Regions from separate parts of the Homo sapiens genome. Here region 1 is linked to region 2. Evidence: chromatin loops called from intact Hi-C (ENCODE). Cell type or tissue: natural killer cell. All regions are shown on one strand. Each heading gives the region's core, and the rest is flanking DNA. Links, peaks and the distances in the headings are about the cores only.

Region 1 (5,385 bases), core at 65-5,064, 270 kb before region 2:
GAACACAGATGCTAAAATTCTTAAAAATATATTAACAAATCAAATCTGGCAACATATAAAAAGAATAAACAAGTAAAGTTTCTCTTGGAATAGAGAATTTGCTCAATATTTGAAATCAGTCCATGTAAAAAGTAAAATCATATGATTATCTTAAGAGTTGCAGAAAAAGTATTTCATAAAATTCAATATGCCTTCATGATAAAAATTTTCAACAAGCTAAAAAAAATAGAATGAAGTTTTCTCAACCTGAAAAAGAAAACCTATAAAAAAAAGTATGCTAACATCACTTAAAGGTGAAAGACTGAATCCTTTCCCCCTAAGATCAGGAAGAACATCCATGCTCCCCACGCTTATTTAACACCACTGGAGATTCTAGCTGGGGCAATAAGGCAAGAAAAAGAAGTACATGGCCGGGCATGGTGGCTCACACCTATAATCCCAGCACTTTGGGAGGCCTAGGCGGATCACTTGAGGTCAGGAGTTCAAGACCAACCTGGCCAACATAGTGAAACCCCGTCTCTACTAAAAACACAAAAGTTAGCCGGGTGTGCATGCCTGTGGTCCCAGCTTCTCAGGAGACTGAGACAGGAGAATTGCTTGAACCCAGGAGGCAGAGGTTGCCATGAGCTGAGATTGTGCCACTGCACTCCAGCCTGGGCGAAAGAGTGAGACTCTCTCAAAAAAAAGATAAAAAGAAAAAGAAGTACATGCAGACACTTTGGAAAGAAAGAAGTAAACCTGTCTTCATTTGCAGACAACATGAGTATCTCTATGGAAATTACTATGGAATCTTTTAAAGCTAATAGAAATAAAAGTGAGCTTTACAGGCTCTCAGAATAGTAGGCCAGTATACATAAATTAATCGTGTGCTGGACAAAATGAAACTATGGTGCAAAAGCACTATTTTTAAAAAAAGAAAAAAAAAAGCATTATAAGTTCTAGAAACTGGAAAAATAGGGGAAAATCTTAAGAATTGAGAGGAGGGAAGAAAATATAAGTAATAAGATAAGGCTTAAGGAAGGAGAAAGACGGAGATCTTTGATCAATGAAACAACAGAGGATCTGTTAATTTAATCTGGAGACGGACCTGATTGAGATCATACTAAAAAGTAAAATAGAAGCCATCAAGTCTGATTTGGAATAAACTCTCAGGAGATTCTTGCAATCAATTAGGCAAAAAAGATGCCAGCTTGGTCTCCAGCAAAGGAGAAGGAGAAAAGCAAACCATAATCAAGAGAGAGTTGGAAGATTAAATCAATTGGCTATTGACAAATGTGGAAGGGAAGAGAGAAGGGGGAGACCAGGGCTGCTCCCAGATATGGGGCTGCAGCAGGGAATGACAATGCCCTGCAGAGGAGCAGCTGTGCTGGCTTCAGTCTCTGACTCACAAAATACCCCAGGGAAAGAGCAGGTGTCATCTTTAGCTTCAACCATAAAGTGGCATGCGGTGCAGAGAGTGGCAGCCTGCCTGGGCCACTTTACCCTAAAATGTGGCACCCACTGGGTCCTCCACTTCAGCCACTGCCCCGGGCACTGGCATAATGGTCATTTACAACAATCATTTCCCTTGCTCGCTTGCCTGGACACCTCCTGGGCCACAAAAGTGTGCCTCAAATTAGGCAACTGACATAATAGAGACAGTAGGACCTCTGTCTGAGTCGTGACCATTTTCTCTTCCCCTATCTTCTCTCAGGTTCGCTCTCTGAATTCTCCTGGGGGAGCTCCATCACCTATCATCTTTTCTTTTTATGAAACTTGAACATCTTAAGCTGAAATTAGCGACCCTTCCTGAATAGCAAAATGCAATCACCTTTACAGGACTCCAGATGTTTCAAATACAAAAAGCCATGGGCAGGAGTAACGTTGCAATTCCATGCATGCCTCAAAAGGGATTCGCAGCCTAAGCATCCACAAGAGGGAGCTCTCTAGTACCTTTTCACTTTCTCAATAAAGATTTACAATCACCTGCTGTGCACCAGGCTCTATGCTAGGAATTGGAGATACAATAATAAATAAAAATAAAAGGGCCAGCTGCAGTGGCTCATGCCTGTAATCCCAGTACTTTGGGATGCTGAGGCGGGAAGATCACTTGAGCCCAGGAGTTCAAGGCTGTAGCAAGCTATGATTGTGCCACTGCACTCCAGCCTGGGTGACAGAGCATAACTCTGTCTCTAAAAAAAAATATGTATTTATTTAGAGACGGGGTCTTACTCTGTCACCCAGGCTGGAATGCAGTGGCACAATCACAGCTCTTGGCAGCCTCAACTTCCCAGGCTCAGGTGTTCCTTCCACCTCCACCTCAGCCTCCCAAGCAGATGGTGCTACAGGTGCCCACCACCACACCCAGCTAATGTGTGTATTTTTTGTAAAGACAGGGTTTCACCATGTTGCCCAGGCTGGTCTCAAACCCCTGGGCTCAAGTGATCCACCTGCCTTGGCCTCCCAACAAATTAAAATTAAAACTGAAAACATAAACACGGGAGCAGTGGTTCACGCTTGTAATCCCATTTTGGGAAGCCAAGGCAGGAGGAATGATTGAGTCCAGGAATTCGAGACCAGCCTGGGCAACATAGCGAGACCTCATCTCTACAAAAAAATTAAAAATAAATAAATTAGCCAGGTGTCATGGCATGTACCTGTCTTCGTTCTAGCTACTCAGGAGGCTGAGGTAGGAGGCTTGCTTGAGCACAGGTCAAGGCTGCAGTAAGCCATGTTCACACCACTGCACTCCAGCCTGGGCAACACAGTGAGACACTGTCTCAAAAAATATATAAAAAATAAATAAAAGATCCTGGCCTCATGGATCTTACATTTCTATGGGAGACACAATTAGTAAGTAAACAAGCGGCATAAAACATTGTGATAAAGTTATTTAAAAAAAAACCAGAATGATGAGATAGAAACTAACTAGAAGAGGACACTCATCAAGAAGGGCATCTCTGGGGAGGCAGCATTTAGGCTGAGACTTGAAGGGTGAGAATGAGCCTGCCTTGTGCTCAGTACAAGTGATGCAACAGAAATGATTATGCCATATATTTACAGCTCTACACGTTATTAGGGTGTGGTGTGGGATCCGTGGCAGAAGTGGTGCTGTTAGCATAACTCAATACACGAGGCTGTGCAAGGGAAGATAGTATTTTGAAAAACTACATTATGCGACCTTCTCCCTAATTAACTGTTAAGGAAAACTTATTCAGTGATACTAGTTAAAGCATGGCAAGGAAAACGTCATTCAGAACCATCACGATAGCTACAGGGACCAGGGCAATGGGGTCTTGCAGTCAGGGAGAGACTGGGGCAACTCTGAATACAGCACAAGCAGGTGGAAATCATAATTGATGCCAACGAGCAGGGTGGAGGTCAGTGGATGGAAAATTACTAAGAGGAAACATCAGGGGTGAGGGGGATTCTGGCTAAACCAACACAACAGGATTCTTGCTGAAGACAGGCCAGGGTGAACAGGCATCGCGTTGGGGACGTGGGAGAGGAAAATTCTGATCAGATATCCAGGATGATCAGATACTGAGGATGAGGGGTTCTGGCTAAACTGACTTAGTAGTGTTCTTTGCTAAAACTGGATGTTGCAAGAAAGTGCATAGATGGGCTGAGCAGAAGATTTGGAAGCCTGACTAAACTTTGGCCAAGCAAAGAATCTTTGTCAAAACCTAAAGTATCGTGGGAGAGAAGGAGGTGCAGATTGGATTGAGACTGTGAAAGAAGGAATGAGAAGAGCAGGAGTTATTATTCAACTTATAACATTCAAGAGATGGCGTAGCATAACAATAAACTAGATAACAGACACAATTGAGAGAGAAAGGATTCTCTACATTTTTAACTCACATTAAGTGTATCAAGAGCTAGTCCCGATGGACTATAGTAGATAGATTGGAAGTTAAAGAAACATCCGCCCTCTCCTGATGAAGGGGATTGTAGGACAGGAAGAAAGAGGAAGACAGGAGGTGGTCCCACAACGGGTTCCCAGTTTCCCGGAAGTAAGGCGGACAGGCTGAGGGGGAACACCGGGGACTGCAGGGAAATTGCTCCATTCCTTTTTTGGGACTCTGGGAGGAGACATCTGCAGAGGGTATCCCTGCGCCAATATGGGTAAGAGAAGTTGGGCACCAGCATGACTTAGGGGCTCTGCTTCTCAAAACGCCCGTGGAACAGATTTTTTTGTTGTTCTTTTCCAATTACCCCTGATTCCCTAATAAAATACACTAAAAATGAGTCAATAGAAGAAGAAAATGAGGGAAAAAAAGGAATACAAGCTCAAGTTTTTTTATTAGATTCAATAGACATAAAATTCCTATCAACTTATTTTGAAAGTTTCAAACGATTCCACCAGACACTGTTGGAAGATAGAACAGAGATTGAACTCAGCTTTTAAAAAGCAGGGGAGTCCCACAGAATGCCTGCCCCTTCCATGGTGGCTTTCTGGCACCCAGATATGTTAACTGGCCAAGCAGGTAATTTCTGTGTGTTATTATCTAAAAGTGTTTCTTTATGAAAACACTGGGTGGGACCACAGGGCAGTCTCGGGTGAGAGGAAAAAGGGACAAGGTCAGACAGCCCCCAAGGAGAGTGGAATTGCTTTTCACACCAGAAAGAGCCTTGTATTCCTGCAGCCTCCCTAAATCATCCCGTGAGAATATGTTATTAGCAGACACCTTCAGAATCCCCTGCTAGCATCCTAACAGTGCTCTTGCCAATAATCATTTGGCCACATGCATAGAGCCAGCAGCAAAGACTGGCTTTCATTGTTTTATTCCTGGCAGTATATAGGCTTTCTGGCCTGAAGTAAGAGGAAGTAAGAAAGAAAAACATACATAATAAAATGGAGGAAGGTTCCAGCTCTCCCGGGCTTAGAAGGAGACCTGGTTCAATGCAACAGTATTTTACATTTAGCACTGTTACTTTGGGGGAAAGAAGAAATGAGACAAAAAAATGAAGAAGGTAGAGTGACATCAGGAAACCCTGGATAAAGCTAACCATTGCTACCTCCTTTCAGGGTGGCTGGTTCTCCTTGCTTCCTTTCTTTCTTTGCCACAAACACCAGGGTTCCAGAATTGTCCGCTTCTTCACAGGTACCACCACTTGGAATTTCCATATGTATCACGCTTGTCCGTAGAGGAAGACATAGCTGCCCCAAGAGATCCCCTTTCTATCTACACACAAACACAAGCAGCAGGGTCTTCGTGAATGTGAGAAACAAAGGGAAGGCAGCCGCAAAGATAATAGGTTCAAGGGATGCTGGTCTTGCTCAGCTGTTGCTGATTAATGGAGCTAGTGCACTCAATTAGAATAGGGTTCACCTGAGATTTGTCCCATCTCCAACTTTCCTCTGATAGAGCCTCCCTTCTATGTAAAAGGTAACCGTGTCTAGAG
Region 2 (5,385 bases), core at 183-5,182:
CATGCGACCTATCCATGAGAATTTTCTATGTGCTCTTGAGAAGAATGTGTATTCTGCTGTTGTTTGATCCAAGCTTATCCTATGTGTCTGTTAGGTCCAATTAGCATATAGTGTTGTTAAAGTTCTCTGTTTCTGTGTTGATATTCTGTCTGATGGTTCTATCCATTATTGAAAGTGGGGTATTGAAGTTTCCTACTATCATTGTGTTACTGTCTGTTTCTCCCTTCCATTCTTTCAATGTTTGTTTCATATATTTGGAGCTCTGATGTAGGGGTGTGTGTGTGTGTGTTACAGCTGGTGAAAGTACCCTTTTATCATTATGTCCTTCATTGTCTGTTTTGACAGTTTTTGACCTAAAGTCTATTTTGTCATACATAAGTATGGCCCATCCTTACTCTCTTCTTGTTACCATTTGCATGGTAATATTTTTCCATCCTTTCACTTTCATTCTGTGTTGTATTTTGGATCCAAAGTGAGCCTCTTGTAGGCACCATATAGTTGGATCTTATTTTAAAAAACATTAAGTCAACCTGTCGTTTGATTGGAGAATTTTATCCATTTGCATTTAAATAAACTGCTCATTGGAAGGGACTTATTGTTGTCATTTTGTTTTTTTCTCTATGACTTGTAGCTTTTTTTTGTTTCTTGATTCCTTTGTGTTTCATTGCTTTTTGTTTTTCTTTTGGTATAGTAGTGTGCTTTCATTCCTTTTACAGTTCGTTTTGTGTATTTTCTTTAGATGTTTCCTCTGTGGTTACCGTGGGGATTACATAAAACATCCTAAAGTTACAACTGTCTATGTTAAACTGCAAATAACTTTAATCATATAAGAGCGCTAGTCTATATCTGCCTCACTATGACTTGATGTTACTGTTGTCGTATATCACATCTTTTTATGTTGTGTATCTGTTAACATATTTTTAGTTTTTTTAAGCTTTTAAGTTCTATACCAGAATTAAAAGTGGTTTATGCACCAATATAACAAGAATACAGGATTCTGTATTTTTCTCCTTATCAACATTTTCTTAGAGAAGTTTATATTTTTGTATGCTTCCATGATGCATACACTCTTTAGTTTCCACGTGAAGGGCTTTCTTCAGCACTTCTTTTAGGACAGGTATAGTGATGAAACTCCTTCAGCTTTTACTAATCTGGGAAAAATTTTAATTTCACCTTCATTTTTGAAGCATATTATTGCCAGGTATAGTATTCTTGATTGGCAGGTCTTTGATTCAGCCCTTTGATAATATATTATCTCACTCCTTCAGGCCTACAAGATTTCTGCTGAGATATCTGCGTGTTATCTTATGGGAGTTCCCTTGTGTGTTGTTATGAGTTGCTTTTCTCTTACTGCTTTCAAGATTATTTACTGTGATTCAGACAGCTTGGTTATAATGTATCTCAGTGTAGATGTTTTTGGGTTAACAATAGTTGGAGGTCTTTGAGCTTCTTGAATTTGCATCTCCATTTTCTTCTTCCAGTTTCAGACATTTTCAGCAATTATTTATCTTTCTCTCTGTCTTCCTTTACTTCCCTTATGTGTATATTGGTCTGCCTGTTGGTGTCCCAAAAGTCCTTTAGACTTTCTTAGCTTTTTTTCATTCTCTTTTTGCTCCTCTGGCTTGATAATTTCAAATGACCTGTCTTCAAACTTGTGGACTTATTTTTCGGTTTGATCCGGTCTGCTCTTGATTCTCTACAGTGAATTTTCATTTCAGTGTATTCTTCAGCTTTTTAATTTGTATTATGATACGTTTTTACAGTTTCTCTTTGTTGATATTTTCATTTTGTTCATGCACCCTTTTCCTGATTTTGCTGTTTTCTGTCGTCTCTTTCACTTTCACCTAATTGAGTATCTTTTTTTTTTTTGAGAAGGAGTTTCGCTCCTGTCGCCCAGGCTGGAGTGTAACGGCGCAATCTCCACTCACTGCAACCTCCGCCTCCTGGGTTCAAGCGATTCTCCAGCCTCAGCCTCCTGAGTGGCTGGGGTTACAGGTGCCCACCATCACGCTCGGCTAATTTTTGTATGTTTAGTAGATACAAGCTTTCACCATTTTGGCTAGGCTGCTCTTGAACTCCTGACCTCAGGTGATCTGCCCGCCTCGGCCTCCCAAAGTGCTGGGATTACAGGCACGAGCCACCAGGCCTGGCCAGAGTGTCTTAATGATAGTTATTTTGAATTCATTGGCAGATAATTCATAGCTCTCTGTTACTTTAGGGTTGGTTTTTGGAGATTTATTTTATTTATTTGATTGGACCATGTTTCTCTGTTTATTTGTATGCTTGTTGAAATTTTAGCATTTGAAAAAACAGCCACATCTCCCAGTCTTTGTGGACTCTTGTACACAGGAAGGGCTTCACCAGTCAGCCTTGTTAGAGAGTCTGTGGGCCTCTAACACCTTTTTTTGGCTATGTGTCTTCTCTGGGCTTTTGCTTGTACTCTTCCATCTGAAGAGGTTTGCCTCTCTACTCTGAAGCTCCCTCTGGTACCTGTCTTTGCTATAGCAGCCTCTGGTACTTTGGCAAGCTGTTGTATTAGTGCTTCCCCTGCTGTCTGTCTGTGTTACTGCAATTTCTCTGGTGCTCTATCAAGTTGAGGGTCCTGCCTTTGGTCTCTGAGGCTCACAGGCATCCGAAGTGCCATAGTCACAGTTCTTGCTCCAGATTAGTCCTCCATGTTGGGTAAGACAAAATCTAATGCGTTGGGCATCTTTCTTAAACAGTTGGATTCAAGCTCCAACTTTCTCTTTCCTTTCTGATGTAGAAGCTGTGTTGGGAGGTTGATGGGGTATAGTGAGTAAATGCAATGTATTTTCCTAACTGTTCCAGTGTGCCTCTTTTTGGCCTTGTGCTCACCTGGGATGGCATACCCTCTCAACTAATTTGTGGAAATCTCATGCAGGCAATATGATGCTTATCTTGTTAAGTCATCTCCATATGGGAAGCAGAGGGGACTTCCTGTTCTGACATGTTGCTGATCATACCACAGTTTTCAAAAATCCTCCATCAAATGACTCCTGTGTTCTAAACCATTTATTTATTCTCTATGCTTTTATTCTTCTTGTTTTTCTCCTGAAATATTCTTTTATCTTAACCATTTTGAGTGTAATAATTACTCAATGATGGCCAGGCACAGTAGCTCATGCCTGTAATCCCAGCACTTTGGGAGGCTGAGGCGGGCAGATCACTTGAGTTCAGGAGTTCGAGACCAGCCTGGTCAACATGGCAAAACCCCACGTCTACTAAAAATACAAAAATTAGCCGGGCCTGGTGGCAGGCACCTGTAATCCCAGCTACTCAGAGGCTGAGGCAGGAGAATCGCTTGAGCCTGGGAGGCGGAGGCTAGAGTGAGCCAAGATGGTGCCGCAGGATGGTGCACTCCAGCCTGGGCGACAGTGAGACTCTATCTCAAAAAAAAAAAAAAAAAAATTACTCAACAATGTGCTTAAAGATGCATTCCTTTCCCTAAAAGCTTTTCTTTTTTAAGCTTTTTGCATTCGCCTTACACAGTTATTTTAATGTGCTTTTCTCTTGTTTTACATTTGTTTATCTTGACAGCCAGATTTTAAGCACCTTTATAGCAGATTGTCTTAATTCTATTGTTTTTCCCTCTACACGTATCTAATGCAATGTCATACTAGAAGGTTGAAATTATTGTTGTGTCATATAAAAAGTAGCAAGATGTATTTGTTGTTAAGAAGAGTGATTAATGGCATCTGCTCAATGTAATTCTAAGCATTTACTACCTTTGGTTTAATATGTTATTCTTACACTTGACTTAGTCTTGAGTAGAGATATTTTATTCTTCCATTTTTTGTTTGTTTGTTTTTGAGGCATGTTCTGGCTCTGTCACCCAGGCTGGAGTGCAGTGACACAATCTCAGCTCACTGCAACCTCTGCCTCCTCGGCTCAAGCTATCCTCCCACCTCAGCCTCCCAAGAAGGTGGGACCACAGGCGTGTATTACCACGCCTGGCTAATTTTTGTATTTTTTTTTTAGAGATGGGGTTTTGCTACGTTGCCCAGGCTGGTCTGTAACTCCTGAGCTCAAGCAATCCTTGCCTGTCTCAGCCTCCCAACGTGCTAGTATTACGGGTGTGAGCCACTGTGCCCAGCCTCGTTTTAAGAGATAAATGATGATAGTGTTATTAATGATGGAGGCCTAAATAATGATAGTTAATATGTAGGCGTTATAATTCCATTTCTGTATTCCCTGGTTTTGGGGGGAAAGGCTGAAATAAGTTGTTACTGAAGCTTAGATTTGTGACATTTTATTAAATAATTTAAGTCACATAGTGGTAGGTAGTATTTTTTTAAAAAACAACTTAAAAATAATTTTGATTTGTGACATTGGATACCACTTATTTGTTGAATTGGTGGTGCTAATATGATGCCTGCTACATAGTAGGCATTCACTAGCTATTTGTTAAATGAGTGAGTCTGGTTATTCTTTAGATTTATATTGTTAATGTTTTTTAAACTCTTACAGCATGTGAGCCATTCTGGTGTTTTTAATTTATTCTTCATAAGAACACTGAGATGCAGGAATTATTATATTAATCTCTCAAATGATAAGCAGTTGTCTTCAGCAAAGTAAATGATTTGCTTAAGATACAATGAACAAGTGATAATGCCAAGATTCAAATTATTGTCTCAGCTGGCAATGTTTCCCATTATATTAGAACAGTGACAGATAATATATTGACAGGCATCTACAGGTCTAATTTTTTTTTAAAGATTCCCTGTGTGTTGAGTTTTATTTTTACCTTGATTTTTTTTTCTCCCCCAGCATCCACCCAACCCACCAGTATCACCAGGAAAAACTGTAAATGATGTCAACAGCAATAATAACATGTCTTACAGGTGAGAATTCATAGTCTGTCTAGTTTTTAAAAACAGAACAAAGTTCTACTTTCTTTATTTGGTCAAAGAATCTTGCAGTGTAATCATGGTATTTATGTAGAAATAAGTGTTTGGTGTACTTGGTTAGTATATTTTCTTTTTCTGCTTCATTATATTGTTCATCTGTGAATAATACTTTTGCTAACTTATTATAAGGCATTCTTTGGTCACTATATATTTCTTTAACCACTTGTCTTAAATAGTATTCTTTCAAGTAATTGAGAAATGCTTCTGTTAAGGGTGAGAAAGACTAATGTCTGTATATATTAGGACCTACTTTTGGTATTCAGGTTAAGTACTGATAACAGACATTAGAATACAAGAGTTAAGAGTTAAGAGTTAATGCCACAGACCCCAGCATTTAGAAGTCTTTGTGCCAGCTATGCCTCACTGTTTTTGCTTGCAGTTTAGGATTGTGAAACCCAAGTCTAGCCACCCTTTTTCCCCTGTGGGCCACTGCTTATTCTAGATATCAGTTGGTATT

What was found. Peaks named below come from ENCODE experiments on the same cell type or tissue, not always from the same donor. Only the 100,000 strongest peaks of a DNase experiment are listed, where the experiment ranks them.
Region 1: a loop joins it to region 2, with 18 times the contacts of the local background. A loop is called at or near these places in 7 of 110 quality-filtered maps.

What each region holds. Positions count from the first base shown.
Region 1 is chr12:14,184,178-14,189,562 of GRCh38, forward strand. No RefSeq gene overlaps it. Among named protein-coding and RNA genes, the nearest start is that of ATF7IP, 180 kb to the right of the region's middle. RefSeq lists an enhancer at 1,750-1,869. In natural killer cell, for the core only: CTCF peaks have their summits at 1,951 (motif pointing right) and 2,152; a DNase peak (open chromatin) is centred at 1,904.
Region 2 is chr12:14,451,773-14,457,157 of GRCh38, forward strand. It overlaps ATF7IP (activating transcription factor 7 interacting protein), which reads left to right. Exons shown (of 15, transcript NM_018179.5): 7 at 4,789-4,862. Among named protein-coding and RNA genes, the nearest start is that of PLBD1-AS2, 76 kb to the right of the region's middle. In natural killer cell, for the core only: CTCF peaks have their summits at 2,542 and 2,750; a DNase peak (open chromatin) is centred at 2,519; H3K27ac peaks cover 211 bases.